2 separate regions of the Homo sapiens genome follow, and region 1 is linked to region 2. The links are chromatin contacts, found by Hi-C in ENCODE. All regions are on one chromosome and are shown on one strand. The core of a region is the stretch at or near the end of the contact, and the rest is flanking DNA. Distances in the headings are between cores, read along the strand shown.

The links. Hi-C counts contacts between places; a loop is a spot of excess contacts on that map. Pooled maps may share reads with other maps.
Region 1: a map with no recorded cell type shows a loop between it and region 2 (4-fold over the local background). The contact joins two enhancer-like sites. A Hi-C loop is called at or near these places in 6 of 37 single-sample maps with no recorded cell type and 4 of 50 pooled maps.

Annotation. Positions count from the first base shown.
Region 1 is chr1:169,026,998-169,029,697 of GRCh38, reverse strand. All of the region lies in intron 3 of LINC00970 (long intergenic non-protein coding RNA 970), which reads left to right. Among named protein-coding and RNA genes, the nearest start is that of LINC00970, 59 kb to the left of the region's middle. Within about 2 kb of position 1,442, at least 4 of the 41 ENCODE cell types and tissues checked have a DNase peak (open chromatin) inside an H3K27ac peak, as active enhancers do.
Region 2 is chr1:168,635,013-168,637,712 of GRCh38, reverse strand. No RefSeq gene overlaps it. Among named protein-coding and RNA genes, the nearest start is that of XCL1, 60 kb to the right of the region's middle. Within about 2 kb of position 1,357, at least 7 of the 41 ENCODE cell types and tissues checked have a DNase peak (open chromatin) inside an H3K27ac peak, as active enhancers do.

The DNA of each region.
Region 1 (2,700 bases), core at 193-2,692, 390 kb before region 2:
TATTTTTGCATCTCCAAACCTACCTAGCACGCTGTAGGGGGTGAAAATACAATTATTTTTAGAATTAATATGTGATTATAAGGATAACTTTGATTTATTTTTCTTCTTAATCTGACTTAGTGAATGGAAACAAGTTAACCTTAGCCAGAGTTCGGCTACGCATTCACTGAGTGCTTAAGTCCCTTTATTGTGGTAGCTGTGACTTGGTTTTAGCTCCTGTGCTACCAGAGGGATGATTGTGCAGGGAAGAGGTGGGAAGAGATGAGTAGAATGCTTTTTTGGGTCATTTTTGTGCCTAACTTATCTCCCGGAGACAGAAGCAGAAAGAGAAGTACCGTAGTATCTCTGTGTTAACGCACAAAACCCCATCATCTCTTATCAGTCACGAATCTCTCTACCAGTTCAGCTTTCTAGGCCCTTCATTAACACTCACCATCCCACAGTCCTCCCTGCAATATGGTTTTCCTGAAAGGGGAGTCCTGACAATAGTCCATGCAACCCTATGCAGTCTACAAGTTGCTTCTGAGAAGAACTTGGAGTTACAAAATCTCAGCACGTAGCAGGCTTTGTTTCTTGGGACAGTCAGTATCTCCTCCAGAACAAGCCATTTTAGGCTAACCAGAAAACAGATCTTTCTTTCTTTCTTTCCTTCCTTTTCTTTCTTTCTTTCTTTCTTTCTTTCTTTCTTTCTTTCTTTCTTTCTTTCTTTCTTTCTTTCTTTCTTTCTTTCTCTTTCTTTCTTTCTCTCTCTCTCTCTCTTTCTTTCTTTCTTTCTTTCTTTCTTTCTTTCTTTCTTTCTTTCTTTCTTTCTTTCTTTCTTTCTTTCTTTCTTGTCTTTCTTGCTGTCTTTCTTTCATCTCACTCTGTCACCCAGGCTGGAGTGCAGTGGCGCAATCTCAGCTCACTGCAACCTCCGCCTCCCAGGTTCAAGTGATGCTCCTGCTTCTGCCTCCCAAGCAGCTGGGATTACAGACGTGCGCCCCCACGCTTGGCTAATTTTTGTATTTTTAGTATAGACGAGGTTTCACCATGTTGGCCAGGTTGGTCTCGAACTCCTGACCTCAAGTGATCCACCTGCCTCAGCCTCCCAAAGTGCTGGGATTACAGGCATGAGCCACCGCCCCCAGCCAGAAAACAGATTTTCTAAAAGTGCTATTTAAGGTATTGTACATAAAATCACACATGTGTCATGAGCTGCAAAAGTGATCACCTCTGACCAAGAGAAGTGAGAAAAGAAAAGCTCAAACATGAGCCCTGAGTCTGGGAAGCCAGAATGGGAATTGTGTTTGGTTCACTGGAGAGAGGGAAAAAGAAAATAATCTTATCTGTCTCCAACAGTCCTGTCTCTCCTCAAGGCCATGCAAGTACAGATAATTCTTTTGAGCCAGTAGAACTACAGAGCCCTACGCACTCTTTTGGCTCCACAGTGGTCTGGCTGAGGCCGTCCCCCCAGTCTACTCCCCCAGCCGCATGCTTTTAAGCATGAGTGACCAGTGGGCCGGAGGTGCAGTGGTGCTGAGATTTGCAGAATATGGTGACATGCCAGTGATAATCGAAGGAAAGGACAATGTGTAGCTGAGAAACACTGACATCTGAGAAGTGTTCTACTCCAGTGACTCCCTAAATTGGTGGTTGATTGCAGTTATTCATAGCAGCACTAATTTCTTTTCTTGCCCTCTCTCCTTCTCTCTGGCCAAACAGTTTTAAAACAACATCAAAGGAATGAAAGAAAAATGCCAGAGAGCATCAACTTGAATCTCTCCACTCTAGCATGCCTAAATTTATTTCGTTTTATGTTTTTGTGTGTTCTAATCTTTTAATCTGTACAACAGATTAGTTAATGATATAAAAGGGAGCAGAATCCTTTATATAAATTTTCCAATTCAGCCAAGGTCAAGGAGATATTTTCATGCGGGTAGGGAAGTTCTGGCAATGTAGTGATGGTGTTTGTGACCTTGGCAAAGTGACCTCATCTCCATGTGCCTTGTCTGGAGTGGCTGAGCTCCGCCTTGGCCTGCAGAAAGGAATGGCCCCAACATATCTGTGGGAGTGTTGATACTAATAGTTAACTGGATACACTCTACTTTTGCTTTGTAGTGGTTAATATTTCCCCAAACTTTTCTTTCTTTAAAAAAATTCAGACCTACAGAAAAGTTACAAGAATAGCACAATGATGTTCATTTACCCTTTATCTAGATTTACTAATTGTTAACATTTTACCACATTTGCTTTTTCTCTTTCTCTCCACACACTTGCATGTTCACACAAATATTTTTTTGATAAGCCATTTAAGAATTCATTTCACAGAGAATTCAATTACTGTTACCTAAATATCTTAACACATGTCTTCTAAGAACAAGGACATTCTCCAACATAGCAACAATACAAGTATCACATTCAGGAAATCTAACATTGAAAACATAATATTATTTGATGTATAGGCCAAATTCTGATGTCTCCCAATTGTTCCAACAGTAATATTTTTAAAAATGTTTTTTCTTATTTTTCAATCCAGGATAGAATCAATAATCATTCATTCCATTAGCTGTTCTATTTGTTTAGTTTTTACAAATCTAGAACAAGGCATGGCGCCGTGGCTCATGCTTGTAATCCCAGTACTTTGGGAGGCCGAGGCGGGCGGATCACGAGGTCAAGAGATCAAGATCATCCTGGCCAATATGGTGAAACCCCATCTCTACC
Region 2 (2,700 bases), core at 108-2,607:
TATTTATAACATTTCTGGCAGCTGGAAAGCTACGGAGGGAGGGTAAAGAAAGAGGAGTTGTGAGACGCAAAAGATATCATTGCCTTAAATGCTACAGCTAAAGCTGTTGAATGGCTTAGCTCCCCCTACAGGATGCCATGTAACATAGCAGCACACACTTAGAAGGTACCATTTTGTTAATCTCCTGGCCCTTCAGTTTCATCCTGTCTTGCTCTATCATAGGAGACTGCACAGTCATGGCCGACATCTTCAGCCTTCCTACACCAGAAACTTCTTCCTAGCCTTCCTAAACTTCTGCAAATAGACTCAAATATCAGGAAATCAAATGTTTTTCAAAATTAAGGAGATGAACTTCAAACATCCGGTAGTGGGAAGTTGAACTGAGAAACTGCTAATGTCTTCTTCCAATTCTAAAGTACTGTCAAAGTCAAATAAAGCATAGAGATGAATCTCTGAAATTAAGCCATTTCGTGGGGAGGAAACAATGGTAATTCAGGCCATACATGCAGACTGTCTTTAGCATGTCCCAAAAACAAAGAGGTTAGGGGTTTTATTTTTTAAAAAAGGAAACGTTACATATTGTCCTTCGCAAAAGCTCACTGGCACTAGTAAGGTCTGGGAGAGTTGGCAGGATTTGGTTGGTGACTGAAGGCAGTAGGTAAAACACAAGGGGTTGTTTCAGCAGCTCTTAGATAAATCAGGTTTCAGCAGGAAATTTCAGCAACTAGGCTTGCAGAGAATTACATTCTTAGATCAATGTCATGTGCTTGGAATGTTTTCTCCCCCTGGCTTCTCCACCCTGTTTTAGTAGGGTATAACAAGAATGCCCCAATTCATATGATTAGCTTTCACAATCATTGTCCTTCTTGCCACAGTACAAGCTGTTCACATAGTAGGCTCTGGCCTCAGCTCGTGTATGACCTATAAATAGCACCTGTGTCACCAGAGGGAAAAACTGCTGAATCAGGGACATGGGTTAGAAGGAGTGTAAATCATCTTTTGTCTGAAATACTCCTAATTGATTTTTAAAGAAAAAGTCTCAACAAGGGTGTGTGTGTGTTTATGTGTGTGTGTGTGTATCTGTGCATGTCACACACAGCTTATCAGAAAGAAATCAAGAGCAGGAGTGAATGAGCAAGACAGAAGACAATGCTCATCTTCAGCCTTCCTACACCAGAAACTTCTTCCTAGCCTTCCTATGTTGTACTATATTGCACTTAGAGAAGTGCAGTTAGAGAAGACACGAGCAAAAAAGAGCAGAATTTCTTATTCCAGAAACCTCTATCATCACAATCAGACAAACTCTTCATAATTGGGCACCCCACAGAATTACACCATAGTGCCATCTAGCTCTCACTACCAAAGCTTGACATCCTATTCCCAGCTAGGTTAAGAGGTTTAGGGTTAGTCACTGACCAGCAAAACTAAACTGATTGCCATTATTTGATAATGAAAATAAGCAAAATCCCCCAAAGAGGTTTATGTTTGGTAATAATTTATATTCAACTTATCTTATCAACATTCCAAACCAGTTTCTCAATATGAATATTAAGACTTAGATCTTTCTTGTTGAATATAGATTCAATGTTGCTCTGGGTTTTTATTAAACAAATTTCCACAAAGGTTGCACTGATTACTTCCTATCTTCTTTGGAAAGCTGTCAGCTGACAATGCTACCGGCTATAGATCTGATGTCAACAAATCACTGGTCTTGCAAATTTCCAGAGCATTTGCAAAAATCCCTAAAAAGAACAAATGGGAAAATTTCATTTTAATTCACTTATGCTGAATAGCAGGGTTGTTCATGTAGTATTTGTAGAGAGAAGGAGTGCTGGAGTCATGTAAAATAAAATAATAAACAAGTGTCACGCCTGCAGAAGATCAAAGATTCTTATTGTAGGTATGATCTAGAAGAAAGTCTAAGAACTGTATTTTGTGGTGCTTCTGAGTTGTAAATTCTTTACTAAAGTATTCAATTATGGGAAATCGTGCCTGCTTCCCACTGCTGGTGCTGGCTGGGATGGAAATACTAAATGCCAAGAAGGAAAGTACATAATGGTTTTACTCTTTCTTCTAATAAACAGTATCATGGTGGAAAGAACTTGGCCTTTGGCCTTAGAGACTTGAATTCAAACATTGAAACAAAGCACTTTCTAAGTATTTGGGATAATTAACGTCCTTGAGCCTATCAGCATTATTGCAAAAAATAGTGGAGATAATATCTGTAAAATATCAAATATTGTATCTTTTTTATAAATAGTCTTTATTTTGTGTAAATACTATTAAAACATCAAAGAGGAATATAATCATGTGCTGTCATCTTTACAGATGTCATTAGACAGTACATATTTGGATCTCTGGTAATCTTGTTATGATGTGAGTCAGTGATTTATGAGGGGCAAAATTTTCCTATCGCATTACCTATTCTCTGCATCATCTGGCTTACAAAAATAGGAGCAGTGCATCTTTGAGCAGAAATAGATGCCTGAAATAGCTGTTAAACTGTTTGAGAGTCAGTACGAGGTAAATTAACCCAAAATAGAGCTATAGCAGAAAAGAGCCAAAAAGTGTGACTGTATTTAGCTATGGCGATGATGCTCATGTGTGGGATTTCTTCTGGCTCCAGGGGAGGGAATTTGGTAGGGAATAAGCAACATCTCTACTGTATCAAGAAGACTGAGTTTCCCCACACAGCCCTTC